2 separate regions of the Homo sapiens genome follow, and region 2 is linked to region 1. Evidence: read pairs that join two places in POLR2A ChIA-PET (ENCODE). Cell type or tissue: CD4-positive, alpha-beta T cell. All regions are shown on one strand.

The links. ChIA-PET counts read pairs that join two places held together with the same protein. Peaks named below come from ENCODE experiments on the same cell type or tissue, not always from the same donor. Only the 100,000 strongest peaks of a DNase experiment are listed, where the experiment ranks them.
Region 2: POLR2A ChIA-PET joins it to region 1 with 13 read pairs; 2 of 35 experiments call an interaction of 5 or more read pairs at or near these places.

Annotation. Positions count from the first base shown.
Region 1 is chr19:21,564,926-21,572,925 of GRCh38, forward strand. LOC124904670 (a long non-coding RNA gene) reads right to left here and starts at 4,331. Exons shown (of 2, transcript XR_007067182.1): 1 at 904-4,331. LOC101929007 (a long non-coding RNA gene) reads right to left here. Exons shown (of 4, transcript XR_007067176.1): 4 at 4,977-6,614. In CD4-positive, alpha-beta T cell, no CTCF peak of the experiment used is centred here; a DNase peak (open chromatin) is centred at 4,376; H3K4me3 peaks cover 1,615 bases; H3K27ac peaks cover 1,353 bases.
Region 2 is chr19:21,832,476-21,840,475 of GRCh38, forward strand. ZNF43 (zinc finger protein 43) reads right to left here and starts at 3,707. Exons shown (of 4, transcript NM_003423.4): 1 at 3,561-3,707. The coding sequence starts at 3,563. RefSeq lists enhancers at 2,798-3,771, 3,301-3,390, 3,431-3,480, 3,501-3,660, 3,772-4,744. In CD4-positive, alpha-beta T cell, no CTCF peak of the experiment used is centred here; a DNase peak (open chromatin) is centred at 3,766; H3K4me3 peaks cover 1,302 bases; H3K27ac peaks cover 1,287 bases.

The DNA of each region.
Region 1 (8,000 bases):
TTCTCCCAGTCTCCTTTTATCTTAACCTTACTAGCATCTGCCTGTGGGTCCCCAGCTTTCCAGGGCTCTGTAGCTTCCCTCAGGATTAAGGCTTCTTTTATAGCTGGGCTGAGCAGGCTGGGACTTCTGCAGGGGAGGCTCCCCAGAAAGAACTAACTGGGCCCTTAATAACCTCCTTTTGCAGGCTCAACATTAGTTTTTTCTTGGAGTCACTGGGCTCAGGCTTTAATTTCCATGTCAGAGTTATACACTTGATTTTTGAAACTAAGTGTTTGAAAAATTCAGCAAAATTACTCAAACACAGTGTTCATACATGGAAAATAAATTATAAGGTGCTTACTTTTTTTTTTTTTTTTTTTTGAGACAGAGTCTCACTTTGTCACCCAGGCTGTAGTGCAATGGCACAGTCTTGGCTCAATGCAAACTCTGCCTCCTGGGTTCAAGTGATTGTCCTGCCTCCTCAGCCTCCTGAGTAGCTGGGACTACAGGTGCATGCCACCACACTTGGCTAACTTTGTATTTTACGTAGAGACGGGTTTCACTATGTTGGCCAGGCTGGTCTCGAACTCCTGACCTCGTGATCTGCCCGCCTTGACCTCTCAAAGTGCTGGGATTACAGGCATGAGCCATCGCACCTGGCCTACATTTTATACCTCAATAAGAACAGCAAAAGTATCTATTTCTTTCAGATAATAAATTTATTATTGTATTATTTCTATTAAAAATAATGTAGTAAACAATTAGTCATAGGGAAAAACTTCTAGGAGGTACCAAGTTTCATCTCATGAAATTTAGTATGAAACTCAGAAATCAAGATAACAGGATACAGAACAGAGATATTCACTCTCAGAAATTTACCCTGCAGAAAGAGGAACTAATGTTTTATAAATTTATGTAACTCACCAATTATCTACAATATTTCCTCGTGGAAATGTATTCATTTTCTACAGCCAAAATCGAAGGAGATTTTCCCTATTATTTTCCTTGGTAGCATTCTAAAAGCTGAGCCTTGGAATTCTGTTTGAAATCACCTACAGAAAACACACCTGAGAAAATTCCTAAACTCTCTCTGGGAAAGAAAAAGGTAAGTAAGAATTTTTAACATACGAAATATATGATTAGATATTAATATTTTTTGAAACCCACCACTTTTATGCCCTTTGTAAATGTTTTTGAACCTTTCAAGCTCTACTAATAAAATGCAATTTACAGTTTAAGAAATTGAAATCAATATAAGTGAACAAATCTTTTCAAGGTGACGAACCCAGGGTGTAGCAGTGATGATTAAAAAACAGATGTGTCTGACTTATGTGTCAAGTCAGGTCATCCAATCACGTGAGAGATTCTCCCACCCCAGCCTGCTCACTTAACTGCTCAATGACTAACCTCTCAGGAGACACTGCACTATGTTCCAGTGAGTGGCCCAGGTTTTACTTTCGGAAATTTTTGCAGCATCTCTCTGGGGTCAGGTTTTCTTTTGTTTTTTTTTTAGGGGGGATACTATTTTTTCTTTCACAAATCTTAGAGAATTCAGGGGACAGAAATTATTTCTGTTTTCCCCTTAATACCAGCCTCTGATTGGCTGACCAGCAATGTGTCACCAAGATATGAAAGCTGGGTTGGGTGAAAACAATGTTAATGTCTCAAGGGGTTACTTTTTTAAAGGAAGAGCACACCAGGAGATTTCTCTCAGCCCCAGTGCATCCATCTGCTTCCTTGAGAGGCTACACTCCATACCTCAGGCTGTCCTATGAAAGAAAATGACCCAGGACCTGAGATTCCCTAGACACTCTAGCAGACATAGCCATGGCTGATATAATGGTTTATTCACAGACAGTACTGAAACCGATGACCAAGAAAAAACTAAAGGGTGGTTGAGGACACATCACCCAATAAAGCTTCCCCCCGCCAAAAAAAAACCTTTACCCCAAAGCATTCTGGTAAGATCTCTGCCTAGGGAAGGTAAAAGGAAAAGAGGCACAGAGATTTTACACAACACAGTGTCAGGGGTTATTCTTTGCTTTCTTCTCATGGGAAATATTTACAAACAGAAAATGAATCTTTTAAAATGTGCCATCCAGTGGTTTGTAAAAAAAAATACAGTATTGAAAATATACACTAAAGGACAAATAGATGACAATGTGAACTAGGGAAACGAGGCTGGCATTTGGGATTGTCAGAAGGAACTGGAAATTTAGTATTTTACTTCAAGCCTGAGTTAGGCTGGAGGAATGGGGGATGAGGGCTAGACTTGAGACCGCACTTGGGACACATTTAAAAAATTCAGGGGAAAAAAAAAATCAGTCTCTTGTGAAGTGTGTATCCTCAAACATATATTTTTTTTTTTTGTAAATTTTTGTAAATTGCATTGGGGAAAACAAAATTTAAGCTTAACCAACTAACTATAAATGGCCAATTAAGCTCTGATTACATAACCAGAAAATTTACACACTCAAAGTGGAAATTAAGAAAGTACGTGACTCCCTGTAGTCCCAGCTGCTCGGGAGGTTGAGGCAGGAGAATCGCTTGACACCGAGAGGTTGCAGTGAGCTGAGATCGCGCCACTGCACTTCAGCCTGGGTGACAGAGCAAAACTGTCTCAAAAAAAAAAACAAAAAAAAGTAGGTAACTGTACCTAACCGATTATTGAATTTGTTTTTTTTTTTTTAATCATGGACCTTATAAAAGTCTTTCCTTCAAGTTCCTCCCATGAACCACAAACTAAAACCCATAGCTGGGTACTCTACAATTTTTGAGCCACTCTTTGATTAAATTCTTTAATCTTTTTGCGGTGACTCCATAAATTTTTAATAGATGAAAAGAGGGACTAGGAACCCCACCGACCAAAACTCTTCCCATTCATGAACCCTCACCCGAGTCGGGATTCTCCCCTGACTACCCTCCCATGGTCCCTGCACAATTGGCCAGAGACAAGGCGCTGCGGCTGCAGAGCTGCCCAGAGAGGCCTCCAGGCCAGGGGACCATCACTGGGTCACTGTGCAGACAGGACGCCCAGTGTGGGGAAAAGCAAGAGAGATCAGATTGTTACTGTGTCTGTGTAGAAAGTAGACAGACATAGGAGACTCCATTTTGTTTTGTACTAAGACAAATTCTTCTGCCTTGAGATGCTGTTAATCTATAATCTTACCCCCAACCCTGTGCTCTCTGGAACATGTGCTGTGTCAAACTCAGGGTTAAATGGATTAAGGGTTGTGCAAGATGTGCTTTGTTAAACAGATGCTTGAAGGCAGCACGCTCCTTAAGAGTCATCACCACTCCCTAATCTCAAGTACTCAGGGACACAAAAACTGCGGAAGGCCGCAGGGACCTCTGCCTAGGAAAGCCAGGTATTGTCCAAGGTTTCTCCCCATGTGATAGTCTGAAATATGGCCTCGTGGGAAGGGAAAGACCTGACCGCCCCCCAGCCCGACACCCATGAAGGGTCTGTGCTGAGGAGGATTAGTATAAGAGGAAGGCATGCCTCTTGCAGTTGAGACAAGAGGAAGGCATCTGTCTCCTCCCTGTCCCTGGGCAATGGAATGTCTCGGTATAAAACCTGATTGTACGTTCCATCGACTGAGATAGGAAAAAACCACCTTAGGGCTGGAGGTGGGACATGTGGGCAGCAATACTGCTTTGTAAAGCATTGAGATGTTTATGTGTATGCACATCTAAAAGCACAGCACTTGATTCTTTACCTTGTCTATGATGCAAAGACCTTTGTTCATGTGTTTGTCTGCTGACCCTCTCCCCACTATTGTCTTGTGACCCTGACACATCCCCCTCTTGGAGAAACACCCATGAATGATCAATAACTACTAAGGGAACTCAGAGGCTGGTGGAATCCTCCATATGCTGAACGCTGGTTCCCTGGGTCCCCTTATTTCTTTCTCTATACTTTGTCTCTGTGTCTTTCTCTTTTCCAAGTCTCTCCTTCCACCTAACGAGAAACACCCACAGGTGTGGAGGGGCAACCCACACCTTCAGCCCAGGGTCCTGCTGTCAGCGCAGCCACCATGCTATGGCTGAAGAGGACTGAGGCTGAGTTGGCCAAGGAGAACTCGGGGCGCAGACTGTGGAGCTGACTGACGGGAGACCCGAGTCCCACCACAGCCACTTGCCACCAGTTCCAATCAACTCCTTCCCTTTTCTCAGGATGTCGGACCCGGCACTCTCACCATTTCTAGGCTTCCAGGGGGTCCTGGCATCTTAGCTGTGGATCTCCCAATACCTGCAGGTCACAAAGTCACGGAGACTGGGCCTCTGAAGACTAGACGTAGAACTCCAGCTGCAGCCGGAGACAAAGGCCCCCATATTCCGGAAGCTGTCTTGCCCGCTCCAGCTGCGTGGCTGATTGGAGGGTTTCCAGCCCAGTGTTGCTGATTGGATAACGCTTAAATCCCCGCCTCCTCACATCGTGATTGACAGAAGATGTGACCAAACGCTAGGCTGAATGAAGAAAGAGTGACTGCCTAAGCTGCCGCCCGCTCAGAAAGGGCTTCGTCCCTGAGCTGAGCCAGGCCCACCCTAGAGGGTGTTTGCATGTAATCTTGTGTATAAGGTTATATGCATTTATAAATATTATACTGTATGGCTATTCACAAATGAAAAGAATATAATAATAATGATTTTGAAATTTCAGGTTTTATAACCTTCCTGGCTTTGAGAAGGCAGCATGAGATTTTTTGTCTTTGTTTTTGTTTTTTGAGACGGAGTCGCTCTGTTGACCAGGCTGGAGTGCAGTGACGCGATCTCGGCTGACTGAAAGCTCCGCCTCCCGAGTTCACGCCATTCTCCTGCTTCAGTCCCCTAAGTAGCTGGGACTACAGGCGCCTGCCACCATGCCTGGCTAATTTTTTGTATTTTTCGTAGAGACACGTTTCACCGTGTTAGCCAGGATGGCTCGATCTCCTGACCTCGTGATACGCCCACCTCGGCCTCCCAAAGTGTTGAGATTACAAGCGTGAGACACTGCATCCGTCTGTTGTAACAATTTAATTAAAGCAATATATCCAAAATATTATTTTAATATGTGAGCAATGTATAATTATGAATGAGATATATATTTATATATAACATAATTATGTATCTATATATTGCATTATGCTATGTATTTTTATCCATATTATATATAGATATTTTTATCTATATGTTGTATATTTTTATATTTATGGAACTAAATCTTTGAAACTAACTCTGCATTTTACCTTTCTTGCAAATTGCAGCTCAGACCAGCCACATTCCAGGCTCCCAGGAGTCACACATGGTCAATACCTGTCACATTGAAGTGCAGCTCTGTTGTCAGGTCTGTGAAAGGCCTGAATATCCCTTTTCTTCCTGTTAGGAATAACGCTCAAAATCATAAGGAAATTGAACACTCGAACAAAGGATTCCTAGCAAAGCAATTTTAGTTCTGCACAGAGGGGTGCGTTCTTGTCCAGTCACCATGAGAGCACACCTGAACAAAGGGGCACAAGAGCCTTTATTCCTGACACAAGTCCTGCCCCTGTACCCTTTCCCCATTGGCCAGGGTCGGGTCGTACAATCTGAACTAATCCTGGTTGGCTAAACATTTGATTTTTTTAGATAAGGTGGGCATGCAAAAGAATGCAGAGAGGAAGGGGAAGGGGTGTCTGCATTGAGCTAGAAAGTTAGTCCTCTTTCCAAATAAGGGAAGAAATGTGAGCTGGTACTGATAATGCCTGGTACTGTGGCGTGCCTGGGCATCTAACAAAGGCAGAAAGGAAAAAGGAGAAAAAGGAAAAAAAGGGGTGTGTGTGTGGGTACTATGAATTAAAGAATAAAAGATTGATCAGGCTATTTGAAGAGAAACCTCATCGTATCCCACATGCCCGACATGAGGGAACAGCCTCTTTCTACTAACATCTGTCTTCAGTTTCAAGGGTGGAACAGATAGTGGTCATAGAAAGAGCAGAAGGTAACAAGAATAAAATAACCACAGGTAGACCACTGAAGAATGATGGGGCCACAGGAGAACAAAACTCTATGTCTTCAGACCTGTCCACAGTATTGACCTCCAATTTTTAGATATGAAGAAAATAGATTAAAGGCAAACTTTGGCTATTTGGCCTTGGCCATAATGGTCAGGCTCTGGTCATCGGTTTTTTCCTGTGGTGTGGGGGACTGTGTGCATATAAGCACCAATCACATGCATACATGTCTACAAGTATTCCTGCATCAGTCAACATTGCCTTACAAGACATTTAACTTTAAATCGGGAAAAATGTCAGTACCTTTAGGGTGCCCATTGTTAGAAGGTGACTAATAATCAAACTGTCTTTAAATCTTGACACCCAATCTGCACTGGGTGCATGTATTAGTTAGGTATGGCAGCATAACAAATCATCCAAAACTTATTAGCTCATAATTGAGATGGTCCGCCATTTAGGCTAGGCTCAGTGGGGCCATTCTTCTGTTCCCAGCTGAGCTCCTTCAGACATGTATTGTCAGCTGTTTGTTGACTAGGCAGCTGTGCTTCTGGGAGTGAGCTTGTGCTTCAAGATCTGTCAACAGGGGCACCTTGCTACTCCTCCTCGTGGTATTTTATCCTCTAGGTGGCTAACATGGACTTTATTGATGGAGACAGCAGCATTCTGAAAGAAAAGCAGAAGCATTCAACACCATTTGAGCCCAGGCCCCAAACTAGCCCACTGTCATGTTCACAAGTATCTAGTGCCTTGAACAAATAAGGCCAGCCAGATCTAGGGTTGGGAAAACAGATTCTGTATCTCAATGGGAACAGCTGTAAGAGCACCTGCCAATAGGCATGGATAGGAGGGATGAAAAATTGCTACCATTTTTGCAATCAATATCATTATGCCTTTTTTGCATATGTGGTTTATACAACTCTTTCGCATCAAGAAACTTGTCCAAAGACTCACAGCTACTAAATGGCTGGCCTGAGACTCAGTACCAACTCTTCTGACTCTAAAGCCCATGCATCAAACTCTTGGCTGCTGTAGATCCTTGAAATCCTGGAGAGAGATGCTGCTACAGTAAAAGCCAGATTTTTAAAAAATGTATGCCCATATAGCACTATTTATGATTGGGAATAATCCTTTCAAGAAATTGCAGAAGCACAGGGTGCCTCACACCTGTAATCCTAGCATTTTGGGAGGCTGAGATGAAAGAATCACTTGAGTTCAGGAGTTTACGTGCAACCTGGGCAACATAGTAAGATCCTGTGTCCGTGAAAAAAAATTTAAAAATTGGCCAGTCATGATGTTGCATGTCTGTCGTCTCAGCTCTTCGGGTGGCTGAGGCAGGAGGATTGGTTGAGCCTGAAGTGTTAAGGTTGCTGTGAGACATGATTGGTTGCACCACTACACTCCACCCAGAGTGATACAGAGAGACACTGTCTCAAAAAAATTGCAGAAGCATTTGAATGGACATATAATAATTTTGAAAAATAGCTGAGGAATGAGTTTAGAAAAATCAAAGCCCAAGAACACATTATTTATTTTCATCATAGAAAAAAGAAAAAGAAACTTTAGAGAAATTAAATTTATCAGAGTTTAATTGAGAAAAGAATGATTTGCAAATTGGGTAGCCTGTGTAGGCTCAGAGAGTCTCCAGCATAGCCACATGGTGGTAAAAAATTTATGAACAGAAAAGGCAAATTGACATGCGGAAAATGGAAGCCAGGTACCGAAACAGTCAGATTGATTACAGCTTGGGAGTTGCCTTATGGTTTGAACAGTTGACGTCATTTTACTGGCCAAAACACATTGATTGGTACAAGAATGGGTACAGTCTATTTACATATCCAGGTAGGTTTCAGTTTAGTATTTTAAATAAAAACGACCAAAATTAAACGTGAAAGGGGGCAGCTTTATGGTGTAATTAATTTAATAATTTGTCCTTTTGGTCATCTTAATTTTGAGAGATAGACCAAAACTTTAGACATTGGCCGGGCGTGATGGCTCATGGCTGTTATCCTAGCATTTTGGAAGGCCGAGGTGGGTGGATCACTTGAGGTC
Region 2 (8,000 bases), 270 kb after region 1:
ATTTCATGATGGAGATACCAAAAGCAATTGCAACAAAAGGAAAAATTGACAAATGGGACCTAATTAAACTACAGAGCTTCTGCACAGCAAAGAAAACTATGAACAGACTAACTAAACAAGACAACCAGCCAGGCGCAGTGGCTCACTTTAGGAGGCCAAGGCAGGCAGATAACAAGGTCAGGAGTTCGAGACCAGCCGGGCCAATATGGTGAAACCCCATCTCTACCAAAAATACAAAAATTAGCTGGGCGTGGTGGCACACGCCTGTAATCCCAGCTACTCAGGAGGCTGAGGGAGAAGAATTGCTTCAACCTGGGAGATGGAGGGTGCAGTGAGCCGAGATTGTGCCACTGCACTCTAGTGGGGCAACAGAGTGAGACTCCATGTCAATTGAAAAAAAAAAATTATGTGGTAAACAATTAGTCATATGAAAACACTTCTAGGAGGTACCAAGTTTCATCTCATAAAATTTAGCATTAAACTCAGAAATCAAGATGATAGGATATAGAATACAGATAATCACCTCTACAAATTTACCCTGCAAAGAGAGTAACTGATGTTTTTATGAATCTGTGTAACTCACCACTTATATACCACGTTTTCTTATAAAAATGTATTAATTTTGTACAGCCAAATAAAATAGATTTTCCCTATTCTTTTCCTTGGTAGCATTCTAAAAGCTAAGCCTTGGAATTCTGTTGAAAATCACCCAGCCATAAAATAAAAGACACCTGAGAAGATTCCTAAACTCACTCTGGGAAAGAGAAAGGTAAATGATAATTTTTATTTTATTTTATTTATTTATTTTTTAAACAGAGTTTCCCTCTTGTCGCCCAGGCTGAGTACAATGGCGCGACCTCAGCTCACTGCAACCTCGGCCTCCCAGGTTCAAGCGATTCTCCTGCCTCTGCCTCCCGAAGTAGCTGGGATTACAGGCGCCTGCCCCTGCACCCAGCTAATTTTTTTGTATTTTTAGTTGAGACGGGATTTCACCATGTTGGCCAGGCTGGTCTTGAACTCCTGACCTCAGGTGATTCACCCACCTCGGCCTCCCAAAGTGTTGGGATTATAGGCATGAGCCACTACACCCAGGCTGTGACACTGTAGCACACATAGCCATGGTGGTTATCTTGGTTTATCCCTAGACAGTACTGAAACCCAGGATCAGAAAAAAAAAACAAAAACAACAAAATGAAGTGTGGCTGAGGAAAAATCACCCACATTTTTCGAAAGGAAAAACTTGACCTAAAAACATTCTGAAAAAGTCTCTGGCTGGGTGTGGTGGCTCATGCCTATAATCTCAGCACTTTGGGAGGCCGAGGCAGGTGGATCTCCTGAGGTCGGCAGTTTGAGAACAGCGTGACCAACATGGGGAAACCCTGTCTCTACTAAAAATGCAAAATTAGCCAGGCGTGGTAGTGCATCCCTGTAGTCCTAGCTACTCGGGAGGCTGAGTCAGCAGAATCGCTTGAACCCAGGAGGCAGAGGTTGCAGTGAGCTGAGATGGCTCCACTGCAGTCAAGCCTAGGCAACAAGAGCTAAACTCCATCTTAAGGCGGGGCGGGGGAAAAAAAAGAGTCCTGTGCCTAGGGAAAACAAAAAGAAAAAAGAGGCCAGGCATGGTGGCGGAGGCGGGTGGATCATCTGAGGTTAGGAGTTCGAGACCAGCCTGGTCAACATGGAAAAACCTTGTCTCTAACAAAAATACAAAAATTAGCTGGGAATGGTGGTAGGTGCCGGTAGTTCCAGCTACTGGAGTGGCTGAAGCAAAAGAATCACTTGAATCAGGGAGGCAGAGGTTGCAGTGAGCAGAGATCACATCACTGCACTCCAGACTGGGCAGCAAAGCAACACTGTCTCAAAAAAAAAAAAAAAAAAGTAAAGAAAAAAAGAAAAGGAAAAGAGGCACAGAGATTTTTATTTTTTACAAACAGTGTAAGGGGATTATTTTTTGCTTTCTTTTCAATATGGAAAATATTTTCAAATAGAAAACAAAATTTAGGCCGGACTCGGTGGCTCACGCCTGTAATCCTTGCACTTTGGGAGGCCAAGGCGGGTGGATCACAAGGTCAGGAGTTCGAAACCAGCTTGGCCAACAAGGTGAAACCCTGTCTCAACTAAAAATACAAAAAAATTAACCAGGCACGGTGGCAGGTGCCTGTAATTCCAGCTACTCGGGAGGCTGAGGCAGGAGAATCGGTTGAACCCGGGAGGTTGCAATGAGCTGAGATTGCACCATTGCACTCCAGCCTGGGAAACAAAGCGAGAGGAAGGATGGAAGCAAGGATGGAAAGATGGAAGGAAGGAAGGAAGGAAGGAAAGAAAGAAGAAGGAAAGAAGAAAGGAAAATTTATTTAAGTCCATCCAATGATTTTTCAAAAAATAATTAAAATATCTGTATCAAAAATATACAGATATCTAAAATATCTTTATCTAAAACGTATCTCTGTATCTAAAATGTACACTAAAAAAAAAAAAAAAATAGCCCGGCTCGGTGGCTATTTTTAAGTGCTGTAATCCTAGCACTTTGGGAGGCTGAGGCGGGTGGATCATCTGAGCTCAGGAGTTCGAGACCACCTGGCCAATATAGTGAAATCCCGTCTTTACTAAAAATACAAAAAAAATTAGCTGGGTGTGGTGGCAGGCACCTGTAATCCCAGCTACTAAGGAGGCTGAGGCAAGAAAATCGCTTGAATCCGGGAGACGGAGGTTGCAGGGAGCCGAGATAGCACCATTGCACTCCAGCCTGGGCAGCAAAAGCGAAAGTCCATCTCAAAAAAAAAAAAAAAAAGAAAAAAAAGAAAAAATAGTTGATAACGTGAATTGCGGAGAAGAAGGTGGCATTTGGGAATGTCAGAAATAAAGGAAAATCTAGTTTAGTTTTTTTTTTTTTTTTTTTCCAGAGGGAGTTTCACTCTGTGGCCCAGGCTGGAGTGCAATGGCGCGATCTCGGCTCACTGCATCCTCCGCCTCCTGGGTTCAAGCGATTTTCCTGTCTCAGCCTCCCTAGTAGCTGCGATTACAGGCGCGCGCCACCACGCCCAGCTAATTTTTGTATTTTTAGTATAGACGGGGTTCACCATATTAGCCAGGCTGCTCTCGAACTCCTCACCTCGTCATCCACCCACCTCGACCTCCCAAAGTGCTGGGATTAAAGGCGTGACCCACCGCGCCCGGCCGACTCTCCTGTTTCTAATAGACCAAAAGAGGGACTAGAAATGCCACGGACCAAAGCTCTTCCTATTCATGAAACTGCATCACGAGTCAGGATTCTCTCCTGACGACCCTCCTGTGGCCCCTGCACAATTTGGGAGAGACGCCGCGTTGCGGCTGCAGAGCTGCCCACAGAGGGCTGCAGGCCGGGACACAGTCACTGCGCAGAGAAGAGACAGGACGCCCGGGGCTGCCTCCCAGAGCAGCCGCCATCTTATGGCTGAAGGGGATTGAGGCCGAGCTGGGCAAGAACTCCGGCACGCGCAGATTGTGGAGCTGACTGCGGGAAGGCCTGAGTCACGCCACAGCCCCTTCCCCCTCTCGGGATGTCGGACCGGCACTCTCACCATTTCTAGGCTTCCGGGGGGTCCTGGCGTCTTAGCTGTGGATCCCCCAATACCCGCAGGTCACAGAGCCACAGAGGCTGGACCTCTAGCAGCAGAGGACACAGAAGAACGAAGACGAGACGCAGAGCTCCAACTGCAGCCAGAGACAAAGGCCCCGCCACATCCCGGAAGCCGCCCTGTCCTCTCCTGCCCCGTGCCTGATTGGACGGTTTCCAGCCCAGCGTCCCTGATTGGATAACTTCTAAGGTCCTGCCCCCGCAAACCCTGAATGAAAGATGTGATCAGACGCTGGGCTGAAAGAAGAAAGAATGACAGCCTAGGCTGCCGCCTTTTCAGGCAGGGCTTCCTCCCTGAGCAGAGCAGGCCCAACCCAGAGGGTATTTGCCTTTAACCTTGTGTATAAGGTCATCTTCACTTATAAGTAATATACTATATGGATACTAAAAAATGAAAACAATTGTTTTTGAATTTCAGCTTTTATGACCTTCCTGGCTTCTGGCCCTTTGAGTAGGAAGTATTACAAACATTGAATATTTTATTATTTATCCTCTGTGGGGTTTTTCTTATTCTTGAGAGGGAGTCTCTGTTACCCAGGCTGGAGTGCAGGGTCATGACTGCAGCTCACTGCAGCCTCAGCAATCTAGGCTTGAGCAATTTACCTGTCTCAGCCTTCTGAGTAGCTGGGACCACTGGCATGTGGCCCCATGCTCAGCTAATTTGTTATCATATTTTTATTTGTAGAGATGAAGCCTCACTAGATAGCCCAGAATGGTCTCAAACTCTTGGGCTCAATGAATCCTACAAAGTCAGCCTCCCAAAGTACTGGGATTATAGGCATGAACCATCACATTCAGACTGAATTATTTTATCAAAAAATTTTTTTAAAGCATTGAGGTCCATTAATAGAATTCAAGGAAATGTTATGCACATGTTTTAAAAGCAAATTAAAAAGCATATACAAAAAGAGAACATTTTTTAAAAAACTAAATATAGGTAATGTTACCAGAAAAAGTTTAGATCTCCTGACTTTAAGTTGCAGTATGCTAATGGAATATTCTTAGTGGATAGTATTCCATTTTCATAAGAAATTCAAAACAAGATAATTTCCAGGTTTTAGAAACTGATGTAAAACATAAAAATATAGAAAATCTCTAATGTGTTCCCATGATATAGTATTACTTGAAATATAAACTGGGCAAACTCAGCAAAAGACAATTTAATCTCAAATTTCAAAATAGGTACAGAAGTTCTAATGGAATAATAAATGGAATCCAGGATTTTATTCATAAAAAGGCTAAAAAGTGACCATTCTCTGTGATTTTGAAAGTAGGAATTTGTGTAAACAGATGTGTATTTGCATCTACATTTGCCTACACTTACTTTTTTTTTTTTTTTTTTTTTTTTTTTGAGACGGAGTCTTGCTCTGTCGACCAGGCTGGAGTGCAGTGGCACAATCTCGGCTCACTGCAACCTCCGCCTCCCAGGTTCAAGCGATTCTCCTGACTCAGCCTACCAAGTAGCTGGGGATACAGGTGCATGACCCCATGCCCAGCTAATTTTTTTATGATATATTCATTTATTCAGATTACTCGATAATTAAAAATTATATTTTCTATGAATACCAGCTAATTTTTTGTATTTTTAGTAGAGACAGGGTTTCACCCTGTTAGCCAGGATGTCTCCTGACCTGGTGAACTGCTCGCCTTAGCCTCCCAAAGTGCTGGGATTACAGGTGTGAGCCACCATGCCCAGCAGCTTTTAAACATTTTAGGAAAGCATGAGACATCAATCAATATGTATAAGATCTTCCTTCCCTACCTTTTTCCTTCTCCACCTCCTCCTTCCTCTCTCTCTTTCTTGGTTTGATCCAGTAATGCAGGACAACTTGAGGTGAGGGCTTCCAGGTCATAAGTAAATAAGAGATAAAAGTCTGGATTCTTGAGTCCTTGATAAGCATTCAACTGAATACAATTTAGTCTGGCTCAGTGAACCTGCATATCTAAATTAACAGCAGTGCAGAGGAAGCAATCAGATGTGCATTTGTCTCAGGCGAGGCTCAGAGAAATGACTCTGAGTTCTGTCTGTCTTTGGTTCTCAAGGAATTTCCTTGTTGGCTAATTGTAAAGAAAGTATGTAGCTTTTTTATCTTTGTAGCTATCTTATTTAGAAATAAAATGGGAGGCAGATTTGCCTGACATAGTTCTCAACTTGACTTTTCTAGTGGCTTAGTAATTTTGGCATCAAGAGATTTATTTTCCTTTAGCAGTGGAAACCTCTTTCATTATCAAGTGTAGAGGTTAATAAAAAAAACTCATAAACACAAATATAATTATTGCTACATCTTTCAGAATAGCCCATTCTAAATTTTTTTTTTTTTTTTTGGAGATACAGTCTCGCTCTATTACCCAGGCTGGAGTGCAGTGGTGCAATCTCAGCTCACTGCAACCTCCGCCTCCTGGGTTCAAGCAATTCCCCTGCCTCAGCCTCCCGAGTAGCTGGGATTACAGATGTGCGCTACCACACCTGGCTAATTTTTGTATTTTTAGTAGAGACGGGGTTTCCCCATGTTGGCCAGGCTGGTCTCAAACTCCTGACCTCAGGTGATTCGCCCGCCTTGGCCTCCCAACGTGCTGGGATTACAGGAGTAAGCCACCGCACCCAGGGTAGAATAGCCCATCCTAATTTAATTCTCATTTACTCTAGACTTTTTTCATAATTTTATAGTGGATCTTAATGTTGGAGGCATTCAAACCAGAGCAACTCAATCTTGAATAGCAGCTGTGTGAAATATGCTGAAACCTACTTGGCTGCCTCCCCAGGTTAGGCATTCTTAGTCACAGGATGAGATAGGAGGTCAGCACAAGATAAACAAGATACACTGCACTTAGAAATTTGTCGTAATCTTCTCTGTTAGCAGGGTGCAGGCAGAAACACAGAATCACATATTTAGATCATGGATGCAGAGATATGTCACAAAGCTCCTGTGGTTAGGGTCAAGAAAGGAGCTTCCCACCCCCTAGATGTTGGTCTCAGCAATATATCACAATACCCAAATTATGTGAGACCCAGGCAAAAAGGAGAGTCACATCACCTAGGTGCTGGGTCCAGTGATATTTCACAATTATCCTTTGTAGCAGGTTCTAGTCAAAAAAGGAGAGTCACAACATTTAAGTGATGAAGAAAAAAGAATATGTCATAATACCTTTCTGAACAGAGCCCATTCAGGAGACTCATAATACCTAGGTGTTGGACCCAGCCATATATATCACAATACAAAATGTATGCAGAGATCAGGCAAAAAAAAAAAAAAAAAAAAAAAAAGAGATCACATAACCTAAGAGCTGGGCCCAGCTACATATCACAAGCACCCCAGTGGACAAGGCCAAAACATGAGAGAAGAGTCACATCACATAAGTGCTTGACTAAGCGATATGTTACAGTCCAAACTGTGAACACATCCCAGGAATAAGAGGAGTCACATCATCTAAGTAATGGGCCCAGAGATATGTCAAAGTAACTCCTGTGGAGAGGAACCAGGCAGAAGAATCACATAGCCTGTGTGCTAATCGCAGCAATAAGTCACTCTCTTTTATGGGAGCATGGCCATAGCAGGAAAGAAGGGTCAAATTATTTGGTTTCTGGGCTCAAATATATGTCACAATCTCTCCTATAGGGAAAAGCCAAGTAAGAAAGTCACATTATATGGATGATGGGTTCACAAATATGTCACTATGCCCACTATGGGCAGGGTTCAGGCAGGAGGCTCACATTACCTTAGTTCTGGGCCAAACAATATGTCACAATGCCTGATGAGGAAAGTGCTGAGGAAAAACGTAACTTCATTTTTGGTGTTTAGCCCAGCAGTATGTCAAAATCTACATTGTGAGCTGAATGTAGGTAGAAAAAGAAGCATCACAACAGCTAGGTGCTGGCCCAGTGATAGGTAACAATTCTTTCTGTAAGCAGCAACCTGGTAGAAAGAGAGTCACATTACTTGGGTGATGGATGCAGATAGATTATAATGCTTCCTGCAAGCAGGATCCAGCAAGGAAAGTTACATCACCTGGATGTTGCACATAGCAATGTCACAATGGCCCATGAAGATAGGGCACAGGCAGAAGAGTCACATAACCAGGGTGTGGGGTCCAGTGATATGTCACAATGCCCCCCTGTGGGCAGTGCTGAGGCAAAAGTACAGAGTCACACCACCTAGATGTTGGATTCAGCAATGTGTCACAATCCGATCTGTGCACTAGGCACCAGGCAGGAGAGTCAAATCACTCAGGTGCTGGGCAAAGGTGTATGTTACAATCACAGTCACAAAAAAATGTAGGAATGAACAATCCCACACATCCCATTTCTTAGTATTAGAGTCAACACATGTTGTATGTTGAGTCCAAGTACACAAGTCACAATCTCAACGGTGGACTGGATACATCC